2 separate regions of the Homo sapiens genome follow, and region 1 is linked to region 2. A link is an interaction called in ENCODE POLR2A ChIA-PET data of the cell type or tissue named here. Cell type or tissue: OCI-LY7. All regions are shown on one strand. Each heading gives the region's core, and the rest is flanking DNA. Links, peaks and the distances in the headings are about the cores only.

What was found. Peaks named below come from ENCODE experiments on the same cell type or tissue, not always from the same donor. Only the 100,000 strongest peaks of a DNase experiment are listed, where the experiment ranks them.
Region 1: POLR2A ChIA-PET joins it to region 2 with 12 read pairs; 12 of 35 experiments call an interaction of 5 or more read pairs at or near these places.

Annotation. Positions count from the first base shown.
Region 1 is chr4:139,157,019-139,165,735 of GRCh38, reverse strand. All of the region lies in intron 1 of ELF2 (E74 like ETS transcription factor 2), which reads left to right. Among named protein-coding and RNA genes, the nearest start is that of ELF2, 16 kb to the left of the region's middle. RefSeq lists enhancers at 1,183-1,814, 1,815-2,447, 3,092-3,709, 5,582-6,163, 6,164-6,747. In OCI-LY7, for the core only: no CTCF peak of the experiment used is centred there; no DNase peak of the experiment used is centred there.
Region 2 is chr4:139,037,273-139,045,989 of GRCh38, reverse strand. NOCT (nocturnin) reads right to left here. Exons shown (of 3, transcript NM_012118.4): 2 at 2,647-2,916; 3 at 51-1,351. The coding sequence ends at 516. Among named protein-coding and RNA genes, the nearest start is that of NOCT, 26 kb to the right of the region's middle. In OCI-LY7, for the core only: no CTCF peak of the experiment used is centred there; no DNase peak of the experiment used is centred there; H3K27ac peaks cover 495 bases.

The DNA.
Region 1 (8,717 bases), core at 148-8,147, 120 kb before region 2:
AGGTCCAGTGCCTTGTGGAACATCCTAAAGTTAGTTTGAGGTCAAGAAAGACTTATTTATTTTTTATTTTTTTAAGACGGAGTGTTGCTCTGTTGCCCAGGCTGGAGTGCAGTGGTGCGATCTCAGCTTACTGTAACCTCTGCCTCTGGGATTCAAGTGGTTCTCCTGCCTCAGCCTCCCGGGTAGCTGGGATTACAGGCGTGAGCCGTTGTGCCTGGCCTAATTTTGTATTTTAAGTAGAGATGGGGTTTCTCCATGTTGGTCAGGTTGGTCTCGAACTCTGACCTCAGGTGATCCATCCACCTCGGCCTCCCAGAGTGCTGGGATTACAGGCATGAGCCACCGCTCCAAGCCAAAAGACTTAATTTAGAACTTGATCCTGGGGAAGTTTACCAAAGATGTCAAAAGGTTTAAAACACCTGATCAAAACAGAATCATAGGTCATTGTGAAATAATAGTCATTAATTTAACCACAGTAATAATCAAAAGATTTCAAAAGCAATACAGAAAGTTACATGGATGGGAAACAAACAAACAAAAACCCCAAACCCTTAACCCTTCTAAAGCCCAGTTTTCCTAAGTAACCAAAAACCCTAATAAAGACAGCATGAAATACAGGGATTATCTTCATAAGATGCAGTCTTTGTTTCTTGGGCCAGTTAACAAAAAGGCAAAGAAAACTTCCTGCAATGAGATTGCTTCTGCTAATGGGAAACCCATTTAGATAATCTGGAAGTTGGACCTGATGAAAAATTACTTGACACAGGAAGAGTGTGTGTCCAAGGTTATGAGCGTACACCATATTATAGAGAAATGTAAACAGGAAAACTAGTACCTTGAGCAGGAAATACATGGCTCTTAGTAAAATCATGGGAAATTCTGGGTTAAGTGGAGCAATTCAGACACATCAGTAAAAGCCAATACAGAACTGCTGTAAACTGTAAAGCTGCAGTTCAGAAGATGTTTAAAAACTTAAAGAAACAGATTTCTGAAATAAACATAAAAACCTCTTGCAATTTTTACTAAGAACAGATCAAGACTTCAAGAAAAGCTTGTTCTAACACAGGGGACCAAAATTTTAGATATTTGTTGTTGTTTTGAGCCAGGGTCTCATTCTGTCACCTAGGCTAGAGTGCAGTGGCATAGTCTTGGCTCACGGCAATCTCTACTTCCCAGGTTCAAGTGATTCTCCTGACTGAGCCTCCAGAGTAGCTGGGACTACAGGTGCATGCCACCACGCCCACCTAATTTTTGTATTTTTTAGTAGAGATGGTGTTTCTCCATGTTGTCCAGGCTGGTCTCGAACTCCTGACCTCAGGTGATCCACCCGCCTCCGCCTCCCAAAGTGCTGGGACTACAGGCGTGAGCCACCGTGCCTGACCAAAGCTAAACTTTTAGAAAGACTTGTAACTAATTTTCTTTTATTTATAGCCAACTTAATCGTATGAAAAAATCTTCCTTCCTTCCTCCCTCCCTTCCTTCTTTTCTTCCTTCCTTCTCTATCTCTTTCCCTCCCTCCCTCCTCCCCGCTTTCTCTTTCTTTTCATCTCCCTCTCTTTCTTTCTTTCTTTTCCTTCTTTCTTTCTTTCTCTCTCTTCTTTCTCTTTCTCTCTCTCCCTTCCTCCCTCTTTCTCTCTCTCCCTCTCTCCCTCCCTCTTTCTCTCTCACCCCCACTCTTTCTCTCTCACCCCTGCCTCCCTTCCTTCTCTTTCTCTTTCTCTTGCCCTTGCCCCTTTCCTTTCCTTCTTTCTTTCCTTTCCTTTCCTTTCTTTCTTTTCTCTTTCTCACCCCTCCCTCTGTCTCTCCCTCCCTCCTTCCTTCCTACTTCCTTTTTTTTTGATAGAGGGACTCATTCTGTCTCCACTGCGATCATACCTCACTGTAGGCTTAACTTGGCGGGCTCAAGTGATCCTCCCATCTCAGCCTCCTGAGTAGCTGAGACTACAGGCACATGCCAGTGTGTCTGGCTAGTTTTTGTATTTTTTGTAGAGACGGGGTTTCATTGTGTTGAACAGGCTGGTCTTGAACTCCTGGGCTCAAGTGGTCTGGCTGCTTCGGCCTCCCAAAGTGCTGGGATTACAGCCATGAGCCTCTGTGTCTGGCCCACACACAAAATTTCTTTAATAAATTCATCCTTCACAAACTTTCCACAGCTTAATCAGATCTTCCACAACATTCTTGGTCCTTTAGCTTTGTCCTATACTTTCTCTTTCTTAAATAACCTGTCATTTTACTTTAGGACACAGTTTACTTTCTTTTTTCCTTATCATTGTGAAAAGTTATTCTCCTTTTAACCCTCTTTGCCAAAATTACATCCTTATAACTTTCTTTATATTTCTCTCTCCTGCTTACTGAGTCCTTTTTATATTATTTCCTTCCTAAATATTACTTTTCAAAATAACCTTAAATAACCTCTGAATTTACAGTTATTCTTTTTTCTCAATGAATAATACATTCTTATGCTTTTCTCATAATTTTTCTCATCAAAGCCACATGATGTTTTTTGTTACACTTCATATACAGAATTATATACATTAGTTAGAATTTCTAACTTAGTAATCTTGATTTTTAATGAAAACCTAGGAAGCAAGAAATTTTGAACTATCATATATCAGTATTTTATATATTTTTTTATTTTTTGAGTTAGGGTCTCTCACTGTTGCCCAGCCTAGAGTGCAGTGGCATGATCATAGCGTACTATAACTTGAACTCTGGGGTCAAGGGATCCTCCTGTCTTAGCCCCTGGAGTAGCTGGGATTACAGGAGCATGCTACCATGCCTGGCTAGTGTAAAATTTTTTTTGTAGAGACAGAGTCTTGCCGTGTTGCTCAGGCTGGTCTTGGACTCCTGGCCTTAAGTAATCCTCCTGTTTCAGCCTTTGAAAGTGCTGGGATTGCAGGTGTGAGCCACTATGCCTAGACTTTTAAATATTTTTTACAAACATTCTCCGTAACATAATTTTGTGTGTATTAATAGACTGAAATATATTCAGTCTTTCTATAAGATTTAACAAGGCAAGAACAAATGTATTTATGTTCAGCAATTGGTGTTTCAGTATTTTTCCTTATTTGGAAACGATCTGGACATTTAATGAGTATTTATCACTTAATTTAACATAATTTTAATATTTCAAATTATGTGAAAAGTTCATTTATAAACATTTATTCCATTTGTATTTACATTATTTATTTATTTATTTATTTCTGAGACGGAGTCTTGCTTTGTTGCCCAGGCTGGAATGCAGTGGCACCATTTTGGCTCACTGCAACCTCCACTTCCCGGGTTCAAGCAGTTCTCCTTCCTCAACCTCCGGAGTAGCTGGGATTACAGGCACCCATCACCACACCAGCTATTTTTTGTATGTTTAGTAGAGACGGGGTTTCACCGTGTTGGCCAGGCTGGTCTCAAACTGGCTGGTCTTGAACTCCTGACCTTGTGATCTGCCCTCCTCGGCCTCCCAAAGTGCTGGGATTTCAGGCGTGAGCCACCGTGCCTGGCCCATAATTTGTTATTTTTTTAATTTTTATTATTTTTTTGAGACAGAGTTTTGCTCTTATTGCCCAGGCTGGAGTGCAATGGCACGATCTCAGCTCACCACAGGATTCCAGGCATGCTCCACCATGCCCAGCTAATTTTGTTTTTGAGACGGAGTCTCGCTCTGTCGCCCCAGCTAGAGTGCAGTGGCGCAATCTCAGCTCACTGCAACCTCCGCCTCCCGGGTTCAAGCGATTCTCCTGCCTCAGCCTCTTGAGTAGCTGGGACTACAGGCGTCCACCACCACACCCAGCTAATTTATTGTAATTTTAGTAGAGTTAGGGTTTCACCGTGTTAGCCAGGATGATCTCGATCTCCTGACCTTGTGATCCACCCGTCTTGGCCTCCCAAAGTGCTGGGATTACACTGCGCCTGGCCTAATTTTGTATTTTTAGTAGAGACGGGGTTTCTCCATGTTGGGCAGGCTGGTCTTGAACTCCTGACCTCAGGTGATTCGCCCGTCTCAGCCTCCCAAAGTGCTGGGTTTACAGGCCTGAGCCACCGCGCCCGGCCTACTCAGAGTTTTTTTTTTTTTTTTTTTTTTTTTTTAAACAGTTTTACGTAGACTATTTGTGAGAACTGAGATATTAGACAAAGCTAGTCGTCATTCAGGTTACTTTCCTGTTCGCCCTTTTCATAGCCTAAGAATATCAGATGTTAACCTAAAAAAGAACCTTAAAGTTAAATGTATGGAGATTTTGTTGATAACTCAGAAGATACAGCTGTTTTCATTAAATCAACACTATTAAATTAGTCTTATCAAAGAGCTTCACAAATAAAAGACTATTCTGTTTTTAGGCTGGTTTTATAGTTTTATAACCTGTGTCAATCATGACACCCTAAAACATTTAGCAGAAACAAATTCTAACTAGTAAAACCAGGCAAAAATGTATGCTAACAGTTCTGAAGATGTTCCTATTTTTATTTCATCAATAAATTTAAAACCAGCTTATTTATCAAAGATTTACTTAAATTATGTGAATTAAAAAGGCATTTGGGTTGATTCCTATATATTTTAACAATTTATGTAAGCACTCACTTATCTAAACCAATCTGAATAGAATTCCTCAAGGAATTTCTGGCTGTATACACAATACGCAACATAATATATGTACATAGGTATAAAACACTCCTAAACATATCTAGGCACACGTGTGTGTATACACACATGGAGACACACACAGAGAGATCTTACTGCATTCATTTTAGAATTTTATTTTTCTTTTATTTATTTATTTTGAGATGGAGTCTCACTCTGTTGCCGAAGCTGGACTGCAGTGGCACTGTCTCAGCTCACTGCAACCTCCACCTCCCGGGTTCAAGACATTCTTCTGTCTCAGCTTCTGGAGCAGCTGGGATTACAGGTGTGAGCCACTATGCCCGGCTAATTTTTGTATTTTTAGTAGAGTCGGGGTTTCAGCATGTTGACCAGGCTTGTCTCAAACTCCCGATCTCAAGTGATCCACCCGCCTCGGCCTCCCAAAATACTAGAATTACAGGTGTGAGCCACCACCCCTGGCCAATATGATAAAATATTTTAAATCTCCCGTATATTTTGTGAGTGAAAGACAGGGTCAGTGTTTCTTCCACTGACCCTTTTTCAAGATCATTCCTGATAATTATGGTTTTATTGTCCTCTAAAAGTTGCTGTGGGGTTGAAATTTATGTTTTGAGTTGTTTTACCTTGTCTATAACTTTCTGTAATCTTCCTCATCACTACCATCGACTGATCTTTAGGTCATGAAGTCTTGTCATCATACAGGATTACATATTACTTGTACTATGGTCTCCATGAAATAGTTTCTATTATTATTATTCACTTTTTACACATGACTCTGAGATCTGGAGAAGATAAATAACTTGCTGTGCAGAAAAGAGTTAACATAGTAGGTCTGAGATAGCTATTCTTAGAAAGGTCTGCTTGCAAGATTGGCCATTGGCTGGCATCTGAGAACTTGGCTCTCACAGTGTTCCCAGTAACTGACTACAGGCGCCCACCACCACGCCCAGCTAATTTTTTGTACTTTTAGTAGAGACAGGGTTTCACCGTGTTAGCCAGGATGGTCTCAATCTCCTGACCTCGTGATCTGCCCGCCTTGGCCTCCCAAAGTGCTGGGATTACAGGCGTGAGCCACTGCGCCTGGCCTGCAGGCTATGCTATAGTATCTTCCACATCTATCATTGAGGCTACCGCTCCGCCCCCCTCCACTACCTCTCAGTAAGCCAAAGTCATTGCCTTAACTTGAGCCCTCACTCTTGCAAAGGGACTACACGCGTCAATATTTATACTGACTCTAAATACGCCTTCCATATCTTGCACCACCATGCTGTTATATGGGCAGAAAGAGGATTCCTCACTACACAAGGGTCCTCTTTCATTAATGCCACTTTAATAAAAACTCTTCTCAAGGCTGCTTTATTTCCAAAGGAAGCTGGAGTCATTCACTGCAAAGGCCATCAAAAGGCATCAGATCTCATCGCTCAGGTCAAGGCTTACGCTGATAAGGTAGCTAAAAAAGCAGCCATCAAAAGGCATCAGATCCCATCATTTCAGGACAATGCTTATGCTGATAAGGTAGCTAAAAAAGCAGCCATCAAAAGGCATCAGATCCCATGGCTCAGGACAATGCTTATGCTGATAAGGTAGCTAAAAAAGCAGCTAGAGTTCCAACTTCTATCCCTCAGGGCAGTTTTTCTCCTTCTCATCTGGCCACTCCCACCTACTCCTCCATTGAAACTTCACCTATCAATCTCTTCCCACACAAGGCAAATGGTTCTTGGACCAAGGATCTCCTTCCAGCCTCACAGGCCCATTCTATTCTGTCATCATTTCATAACCTCTTCCATGTAGGTTACAAGCTGCTAGCCCATCTCTTAAAACGTCTCATTTCCTTTCTGTCGTGGAAATCTATCCTCAAGGAAATCATTGTTCAGTGTTCCATCTGCTATTCTACTACTCCTCAGGAATTTCTTAGGCCCCTTCCCTTCCCTACACATCAAGCTCGGGGGTTTGCCCCTGCCCAGGACTGGCAAATTGACTTTACTCACATGCCTCTTGGTCTAGGTGGACACTTTCACTGGATGGATAGAGACCTTTCCCACAGGGTCTGAGAAGGCCACCATGGTCATTTCTTCCCTTCTGTCAGACATAATTCCTCGGTTTGGCCTTCCCACCTCTCTGCAGTCCGATAACGGACCGGCCTTTATTAGTCAAATCACCCAAGCAGTTTCTCAGGCTCTTGGTATTCAGTGAAACTTTTGTACCTCTTACGGTCCTCAATCTTCAGGAAAGGTGAAACGACTAATTGTCTTTTAAAAACACACCTCACCAAGCTCAGCCTCCAACTTAAAAAAAAGGACTCTGTCAAGAATAGAGCCCAAAGACTTGCCAACCAAGCAAGTAATTACGCTAAACCCCCTTGGACTCCCTTGGAAACTCTCTAATTAGATGTCCTGAGTCCTCCCAATTCTTAGTCCTTTAATACCTGCTTTTTTCCTTCTCTTATTCCGTTTAGTTTTTCAATTCATACAAAACCGTATCCAGGCCATCACCAATAGTTCTGTACAATAAATGTTTCCATCACCAATCATTCTATATGACAAATGTTCCCTTTAACAACCCCACAATATCGCCCCTTACCACAAAATCTTCTTTCAGCTTAATCTCTCCCACTCTAGGTTCCCACGTCGCCCCTAATCCCGCTTGAAGCAGCCCTGAGAAACATTGCCCACTATCTCTCCATACCACCTCCAAAAATTTTCGCTGCCCCAACACTTTACCACTATTTTGTTTTATGTTATTTTTCTTATTAATATAAGAAGACAGGAATGTCAGGCCTCTGAGTCCAAGCTAAGCCATCATATCTCCTGTGACCTGCACGTATACATCCAGATGGCCTGAAGTAACTGAAGAATCACAAAAGAAGTGAAAATGGCCTGTTCCTGCCTTAATCGATGACATTACCTTGTGAAGTTCCTTCTTCTGGCTCATCCTGGCTCAAAAGCTCCCCCACTGAGCACCTGGTGACCCCCACCCCTGCCCGCCAGAGAACTACCGCCTTTGACTGTAATTTTCCATTACCTACCCAAATCCTATAAAACGTTCCCACCCCTATCTCCCTTCTCTGACTCTTTCTTCGGACTCAGCCCGCCTGCACCCAGGTGAAATAAACAGCCTTGTTGCTCACACAAAGCCTGTTTGGTGGTCTCTTCACACGGATGCGAGTTAAAGTTTTAACCTGTATTTCTATCCAGAGTATATTTAGAATCTTCTGATCCGTAGTCAGACGCGTTATCCATTGCGCCACTGGCCCCGAGTTTATCCAGAGTATATTTAGATGATACTTTGCTGTTCAATTTTCACCATCATAAAACAGGTTGAACAAATCGTCGTTGATTAGGTTATGCCTGGGAACCTGACTAGTCTAGTTCTTTGGTTGAAGATTTCTAGAAGTGTCAAAACGTGCCTGATAAAGGAAGCATCAAAATATCTCCAAAGCCCTGGGTACTGTGGCTCATGCCTGTAATTCCAGCACTTTGGGAGGCTGAGATGGGAGGATTGCTTGAAGCCAGGAGTTTCAGACCTGCCTGGGCAACAAATGAGACCCTATCTCTGCAAAAAATGAAAAAAACCTTAGTTGGGTTTGGTGGCATGTGCCTATAGTCCTAGCTACTCAGGAGCCTGAGGCAGGAGGATTGCTTGAGCCCAGGAGGTTGAGGCTGCAGTGAGCTGTAATGTGATGCCACTGCACTCCAGCCTGGTTGACAGAGTGAGACCCAGTATAAAAAAAAAAAATTATACAGAATTTTGATGATGTCACAAGTTATCTAAGTTCATTTCTTACCTCCGTGTGTGTGTATAAGAGAGAGAGATTAATGATATTTTAGTCAGTGATGGATCAGATACACAACAGTAGTCCTGTAAGATTATAATACCTTAGTTTTACTGTACCTTTTCTATATTCAAATATGTTTAGATACACAAATACTTTCCATTGTGTTAGAGTTGTCTATAGTATTCAGTATAGTAACATGCTGTACAGGTTTGGAGACTGGGAGCAATAAGCCATATTGTGTAGCCTAGGTGTGTAGGCAGGCTACACCATCTATGTCTGTGTAAGTACGCTCTATAAGGTTTGCACAATGACAAAATCCTTATGTCCAAAATTGCCTAAGGACCTAAG
Region 2 (8,717 bases), core at 459-8,458:
TAAATGATCAAAATGTAATATTAAGGAAAAGAAAACAACACAAGCCAAAATTGGAGTGCAAACGCCTTTTTCACCATAGGTTTTAATTGAAAAAGGGACTAAAGGGAGTCTTTTCCAAGGGCATGCTGGAAACGCAGAAAATGAAATGATAGAAACTTCCCATGTTTCTATCCTTCCTCTGGCATTGTCTTATCCTATTTGTTTCCTGAAACATTCCCTGTTAAGACTCTTGTGATTCAAGGTCAGGAGATCGAGACCATCCTGGCTAACACGGTGAAACCCCGTCTCTACTAAAAATACAAAAAATTAGCTGGGCGTGGTGACGGGCGCCTGTTGTCCCAGTTGCTCTGGAGGCTGAGGCAGGAGAATGCCATGAACCCGGGAGGCGGATCTTGCAGTGAGCCGAGATCAGGCCACTGTACTCCAGCCTAGGCAACAGAGCGAGACTCTGTCTCAAAAAAAAAAAAAAAAAAAAAAAAATAGACTCCTGTGATTAAAAAGACAAAAGCAAGTATTTATGAAAGTCCATCAGATTCCTCAGTAAAGCTGAAGTCACACACTAGAGACAGGTGGTCTGAAGGATAATTGAAGGAAGGTAACCTGTTGGGTCCAATCTGTTCTTCAGTGAGCAGATCGAGAGCTGACCTTACATTTAGAGCATGTTTAGAATACCAGATGTAATCCAGGGTGTGCCTGCACTCCCCTGAGGTCCGGATCTTCCAGGTAGTGTATGGGGGTTCTGACTGCCCATCAGCACTCAGCAGCTTGTAGGCGCTGTTCAGGTTGAGGCTGGAGGAAGCAAAGTGTTTGTAGACCTCTTCTGTTGGCTCTGCATTGAAGTCCCCACACACAATAAGGGGAATCTTGGCTCCTTGGGTGATGTTTTGCAGGTTCTGAAGGAGGTCACAGCCTTGAGCTGATCGAAACCGCTCCCAGCCAGTGCGTGCTTTTAGATGGGTAACAGCGATGCAGAACTGTCGGCCTGACTCCTTGCACTCCAGGGTCTGTGCAATGGCCACCTGGTTGGTTTTCAATGTCATGGCTGTCAGCCTAATATTGGCACTGTTGACTAGCTTGAATCGGTTTTGAAGAAAAAATAAGGCACAACCATCTGGTCCATTGTTGTGTTCTACATCTAGACAAGGTGACCAGGGTTTGGGGAAAAACGTGCCTTGATAGCCTAGTCTACTGAGGAGTGGCTGGAAGGTGTCAAAATAGTGGTCCACCTCTTGGAGGCACAATATATCAGGCTGGTAGGCCAGGATTTCTTCCAGGATGAGACATTTCCTTTCTTCCCATTTGAGTGCTTCAACAGGGCACTGTACAAAGTTGTCTTTGCCTTCTCCAAGAGCTGAAAAGAAAAAGCTAGTCAGTTGTCAGCTCTTACAAAACCGTGACTTCAAAGTACCCAGGAGGTTTGGCATCACTCAAGACCCTCAGAATGCTTCCTCTGCTTTAAATGCTTGGAGTGGCTCTCTGTCCAAACTGTATTACCCCATCCAAACTAAATCACCTCTCACTATGTGGATGAAGCAAACAACAGATCTTTTGTTTCGAAATGATTTCATGTTAACTATATTCCAGGATATTAAGATCTTACTTAAGGAAACTGCTTTGCAGTGCCAGGGATCTAAGCTATATAAAATGAAATAAATGCCAATTTTCTTTTAAAATTTTTTTGGTTTTTTTAAACACCAAATATTTAACACCAAGTATTAGTTTTAACCCTGACTATTATGGACACTACTCAGAATGAATGGAACTTATTTTAAATAGGCAGCTTTTCCTACTTAGGGAAAAAGAATCAAAGATTGGTAAGTCACGGAATCTCCCCTTATTTTCCAGGAAAAAAAAAAATCAGGCCCTTGTTTTTCTTAAAATCTCAACTGCTTACATAAAAGGCAATGCTACATAGAGTTGATTGACACATCTGTTTTTTAATTTGGCAGACCCAGGAAAGAAGTCCTTACTACTGTAACAAAGTGTATATATATATATATATATATATACATATTTTTTTGAGACAGTGTCTCACTCTGTTGCCCAGGCTGGAGTGCAGTGGCTCAATCTCAGCTCACTGCAACCTCGATCTTGTTGCCCAGGCTGCAGTGCAATGGCGCAATCTCAGCTCACTGCAACCACCACTTTCTGGGTTCAAGCGATTCTCCTGCCTCAGCCTCCCGAGTAGCTGGGATTACAGGCATGCGCCACCACACCCGGCTAATTTTGTATTTTTAGTAGAAACGGGGTTTCTCCATGTTGGTCAGGCTGGTCTCGAACTCCTGACCACAGGTGATCCACCCACCTCGGCCTCCCAAAGTGCTGGGATTACAGGTGTGAGCCACTGCACCTGACTTGGTTTTTACAATTAAAGCAAGTAACTCGTGGTTTATTCTTTACACCTTCCATGTTTGTAGACTATCCAAGAACAATTAAAGTGTCTTTTTTCTTTCTAAAAAAAAAAAAAAAGTGAAAACCAGATGATTCCCTGTCTTAACCTCTTCTAGGAGCTCTCCATGCTGCTGCAGTCACCTCCATCTGCCCACACCTCTTCCTTCCACATAAAACAGTGCACTGTGGATGTGCAGAAGCAGAAAGGCAGTCACAGCAAACTTGACTGCAGAGGCACAAAAGCATCCAGCATACCTTGGGCGAGGATGTTCCATTGCATAACCCTGATAGGTGGGTGGGTACTAGGGCAATCTGTCCTCAGATCCACAAAATCCCTCTGGAACCGGGGAGGTCGGGTGTGCAGGACGGCCCTGCATTCCTCAAGAAGCTCTTTAGGATCAATGGGCTCCAGATGCTCTGGGTCAGGTGACACCAAATACTCTGGGTGCTGGGAGGCAGCGCTGCTGTTCAGTGTCTTGGCGAGAGCACTATAGAGTCTGCTTGTACCGGTTCCCATGGAACACACTACGGAAAAGGAAATCACAGTTACACACTCAGCTCCTTTTCCTGACTTCTCGCCCAGCACAACTGTAAGATAAACATTTACTGTCCACCGAAACCAGGAGCTCAATTGTTGCCATAATAGTGTATAAAGCCATTTCTTTTTTCTTTTTTTTTTTTTTTGAGATGGAGTTTCGCTCTTGTTGCCCAGGCTGGAGTGCAATGGCACAATCTCGGCTCACCGCAACCTCCACCCCCAGGTTCAAGCAATTCTCCTGCCTCAGCCTCCCAAGTAGCTGGGATTACAGGCATGCACCTCTACCCGCTGCTAATTTTGTATTTTCAGTAGAGATGGGGTTTCCCCATGTTGGTCAGGCTAGTCTGGAACTCCCGACCTCAGGTGATCTGCCCGCCTCGGCCTCCCAAAGTGCTGGGATTACAAGCATGAGCCACCACGCCCGGCGTATAAAGCCATTTCTACAGAGGCAGAATAAAGGAGTTTCCAGGTTCCAGCTTTCTACTAGGACAGTTAATTTAAGTACTACCGTTAAAACTAGCCTCTGATTAACAATGAAAACTCATCCTTTTAAGGAAGAAATACTTTGATCTTGATGGCCTCTTCTAACCTAGGATTTGTCTTTGTAATTTATAAAACCAGTCTTAAAAAAAGAGCAAGGCTTAACAAAATCTACATTCCTTTTTCTATATATCTTAAGAACCTCAAGACTAGGCTGGGCATGGTGGCTCACACCTGTAATCCCAGTACTTTGGGAGGCTGAGGCAGGTGGATCACTTGAGGTCAGGAGTTCGAGACCAGCCTGGCCAACATGGAGAAACCCTGCCTCTACCAAAAACATAAAAAATTAGCCGGGTGTGGTGGTGTGCGCCTGTAATCCCAGCTACTCAGGAGGCTGAGGCAGGCGAATTGCTTGAACCAGGGAGATGGTGGTTGCAGTGAGCTGAGGTGACTCTATTGAGCTCCAGCCTGGGTGACACAGCGAGACTCAAAAAAAAAAAAAAAAAAAAGATCTTAAAGACTAGTTTGTAAAAAGTGAAATGTTAGAAAGCCCATGTTAATGTTAATCCTGGGTGAGAGATTAGGTAATAGCAGGCTGCTTGCTACGCTGGTCATCTCATCTATACAGATCCCTCTGTTGGGGAAAGTAATGGCTAGATTCTTTCCCATTTCTCCTAGATGTTAAGTGTAAATCAAGGCTTGGGCTTTCTGTAGTAGAACTCTGAACTTCACTGAGTGGTATACTCTATAATCTTGTATCAATTGCTGGATTTCTTAAAATCCAGAAAAGGGGCTGAGGCCAGAAGGGCTTAGAGTAAGCTGATTTTGTTCAGCTAACTTCCATCCAGGGCACTACCTTCTCATGAGTTGCCCACATTTCCTGGGATCCTAGAAAGACAAAGAACAAGGAAAAATGCAGGAAGCACCAGTTACTTTGTCTTCCCGAGTTAATTTTTAGTGTTTTGCTTTTTATAATTCATTAAGGAGAACAGAGCATAATCTTCAACTAATTAGCATTATGTGGCAGTTCACTTGAAAGCAGTTGATTGCTCTTTTAGAGGTCAACTATGTTTTATTTTCATTATAGTATAAATTAGGGGCACATTTTACTGGGAGTAACATCCAAGATTCTCTGTATGATAAATGCTGGTACCAGGCAATCTGGATTTCCCTCTCTTGAGAGATACAAAGTTTTCTTTATAAAACATAAACATTTTATAAATGTAAACATTATATAAAGTTTTCTTTATAAAATTTGGCAGGCTTATCAATCACATCTCAAACTAGCAGTCAATCAAATTCACTGTGGCAGGTTACAAAGGAAATTCAATTATTTACCACCAAATGTCCTTGAACATTAAGGTCAATGAGGATGCAAGCATGCTTTTTTTGTTCCTTCCTGTCTACTCAAAGTAGTTTTTCCCTCCAGTAAGAAAGCTAGACTACAGCAAATGAACACATACTAATTTTCCCAACAAACATAGCAGGTGTGTGTGCATCTGCAAGCAAGCATGCTCTCCCACAAATACACACATATACAACTGTTTCCAAACTGATTTCAATAATTTCATTTTAATTGATAAATACATGAGTACATGGGTCCAAAGGAAGAAATTTTCTTCATGGCTGGCAGTACAAGTTTTGAAAGTCTTTCTTCTTGTACTTTTTTTTTTTACTTCCTGTAGGTTTTTTGGGGAAAACAAACAAAAAACAGCCAAACATCCAAGTGTGGTCTCCTGATCAGCAATATCAGCATCACCTGGGATTGTGATCCCCAAATTGTGAGCTAACGTGTCCCAGGGAACCACAGCAAACTCACAGGGACACCATGGTATATTTTATATTTTAAATGTGAAATAAACAGTGACGTTTGACACCTGTCAGGCTCTGGGCTTGATGTAGAGCTCAGTTTCAATAGGACTGCCCTACATTCCTTTTGATGACATTTTATCTTTGCCAAGCTGAGTTTTAGGGTGGTTATATGAAAAAACTACCATGCAAAAATGAATGTGCAGAAGGAAGGATGTCCAATGGGAGTCAAACGTTTGAGGAGTACGTGAAATCAGAAAAGCAATCCTGAACCACACTTCCTTCTAAAAATTTAGAAAAATCAATTTCACATGAAGAGAATAAAGAATAGAACAATATCAGACAGTGAAAGCATGCCAGAAATGTGCCCAGGAAGCAAATCAAACTGCATCCTATTGCAGAGTGAGCTAAGTCTTTAAGAAAATGATACAAGGCTGGGCGCGGTGTCTCAAGCCTGTAATCCCAGCACTTTGGGAGGCCGAGGCGGGCGCATCATGAGGTCAGAAGATCGAGACCATCTTGGCTAACACAGTGAAACCCCGTCTCTACTAAAAAATACAAAAAAAAAAAAATTAGCTGGGCATGGTGGCGGGCGCCTGTAGTCCCAGCTGCTTCGGAGGCTGAGGCAGGAGGCTCCCGGGAGGCGGAGCTTGCAGTGAGCCGAGATCGCGCCACTGCACTCCAGCCTGGGCGACAGACCGAGACTCCGTCTCAAAAAAAAAAAAAAAAGAAAATGATACAAGAGGCCGGACGCGGTGGCTCATGCCTGTAATCCCAGCACTTTGGGAGGCTGAGGCGGGCGGATCACCTGAGGTCAGGAGTTCAACATCAGCCTGGCCTACGTAGCAAAGCCCCGTCTCTACTAAAAAGGCAAAAATTAGCCAGGCATGGTGTTGGGCGCCTGTAATCCCAGCTACTCGCGAGGGTGAGGCAGGAGAATCGCTTGAACTCGGGAGGAGGAGGTTGCAGGAAGCCGAGATGGCGCCATTCCACTCCAGCCTGGCAATAGAGCGATACTCCATCTCAAAACAAAACAAAACAAAAAGATACAAGACATGAAAGAATAACCTAAATCAGAATTAGAAAATTCAGAAATTAGACACCAAAAAGAATTAGCAATAAAAATTAAAAAGAAATGAGAAAAAGATCAGAGTCAAACCTAAGGATTGCTTTTTTTAAAAAAAAATAAAAGGGAGAAAGTGACAAATACTAAAAATGAGCAAAGACCCAAAATATGAGTAATAGCAGTTCTTATAGATGAAGACCAACGAAAGGGAACAAAAGAAATCAAGAAAACTTAAAAAAAAATACTTAAAAAGTAGATATTGAAAAAAAGACATTGCAAACTTGAGAGTATCAACCCAGAATGACCAACACCAAGTGGTCTAGTAAAAAAAAAAATCAGATTGTCATCAGACTTCAACTGCAATGTTTTATGTGAGAAGAAAATGAAGTAACATATTTAAAATACATAAAGTGTAAGCCAAGGATTTTATATCCAGCAAAACTGGAATATTGTCTCCATGAGCCCCTTATGAGGAATCTACTAAAGCAAGGATTGGCAGTCCTCAAGCTAAGAATGGCTTTTTTTTTTTTTTTTTGAAATGGAGTCTTCACTGTGTTGCCCAGGCTGGTCTCAAACTCCTGAGCTCAAGCAATCCTCCCATCTCAGCCATCTCAGTGCTGGGATTACAGGCATGAGCCACCACACCCAACAAGCTAAGAATGGCTTTTACATTTAAAAAATGTGTTGTTAAGTACACACACACTCACGAATACATTAACAGGACCATTTTTGGCCCACAGAGCCTAAATATTTAATATGTAGCCTTCTTCAAAAAAAAATTTGCCATATCTAGAACTAGAGAACAAGCTTCAGACCAAAACAACCAGAAACACTGGTGTAAGAACTGGAGCAAAGCACTAAACACAGAGCTACTTAGCAAATCAATTCTAAAGAAGACTTTCAGGGAGAATTCAATATGTAATGGCTATATGGCCCAACAGTGAACATGAAGATGTAGTACACCAAAAAAGGAGGGGGCAGGATGAGAAAAGCATCTTCAATTTAAAAATTTTAAACTTTTTTCATAAGTTTCATAGTAGCAATCATAATTAGTAATTATGTCTAAGTGATCATAATTAGTAGTGGTGGTACTGGCACTGCAACTCTGAGACTGCTGTGTATATATGAGATGAATCAAATGGGATAGTCTATCATTCCCTGTTGTCTTTTAGGGGGATCTAGTTTTTGCGATGCATTTAATAGGCTATTCATTCACTACAATTCTCAAGGAAAACATTCTTGTTAAAGCCAGTTCATTTTGGACTAATAGCAGATTATCAAATCTGGTCATCTACCTTATTTGGCCTGAGATCCTCTTGGTGGTTTTCAACAAATTCACCCTCAGAAGACAAAGCTTTTGAGATGCAGGATATACTGCAGCGTGACCAAATTCTAAGGCCTCAAAAGAGAATTCTAGTCCCAGTTCTATGACTATTTAGCTGTGCCACAACTCTCTAGACCTGCTTACCTAACTTTTTAAAATTTATTTATTTATTTATTTATTTATTTGAGACAGTCTCACTCTGTCACCAGGCTGGAATGCAGTGGCGTGATCTCGGCTCACTGCAACCTCCACCTCCCAGGCTCAAGCGACTCTCCTTCCTCAGCCTCCCGAGGAGTTGGGACTACAGGTTTGTTCTACCACGCCTGGCTAATTTTTGTATTTTTAGTACAGACAGTTTCACCATGTTGGCCAGGCTGGTCACAAACACCTGACCTCAAGTGATCCACCCACCTTGGCCTCCCAAAGTGCTGGGAATTATAGGCGTGAGCCACCACATCCAGCCTTTTTTTTTTTTTTCCCCAAAGGGCCTGTTTTTTGTAAGGGCCTCACTCTGTTACCAGGCTGGAGTGCAGTGGTATGATCATAACCCACTGTAGCCTCAAACTCCTGGGATCAAGCCATCCTCCCACCTCAGCCTCCTGAGTAGCTGAGACTACCGGTGCACACCACCGTACCAGCCAAGATCTGCTTACTTCTCTTTAAAATGAGGGCTTACGTGGTCTTAATTTCTCCAAGATCAGGTGGAAAAGGCATCTGGGTTAGAACGGGGGAAACTTTTCAAATCTATGTTCCTCATATAACAGCTCTACTGTTTGCAGTAGAGACACATATCTTCCTATTAATAAAACTTGGGCCAGGCGTGGTGGCTCACACCTGTAATCCTAGCATTTTCGGAGGCTGAGGCAGGAGGTTCCCTGGAGTCCAGGAGTTCGAGACCAGCCTGGGCAACATAGTGAGACCCTGTCTCTACAAAAATAAAAAAATAGTAATTATTAAAAAAGGATGTTTCATTCAGAATTTCTATACTCATATTTGAAAAACAATGAATAATTCTTGTCAGGTGTGATAACACTACTCATGTATGGAATAATACACTGCAATTTGCCTTTCAAGTTTTATTGGCATAGCCCTTTTGTACTTGTTTCACT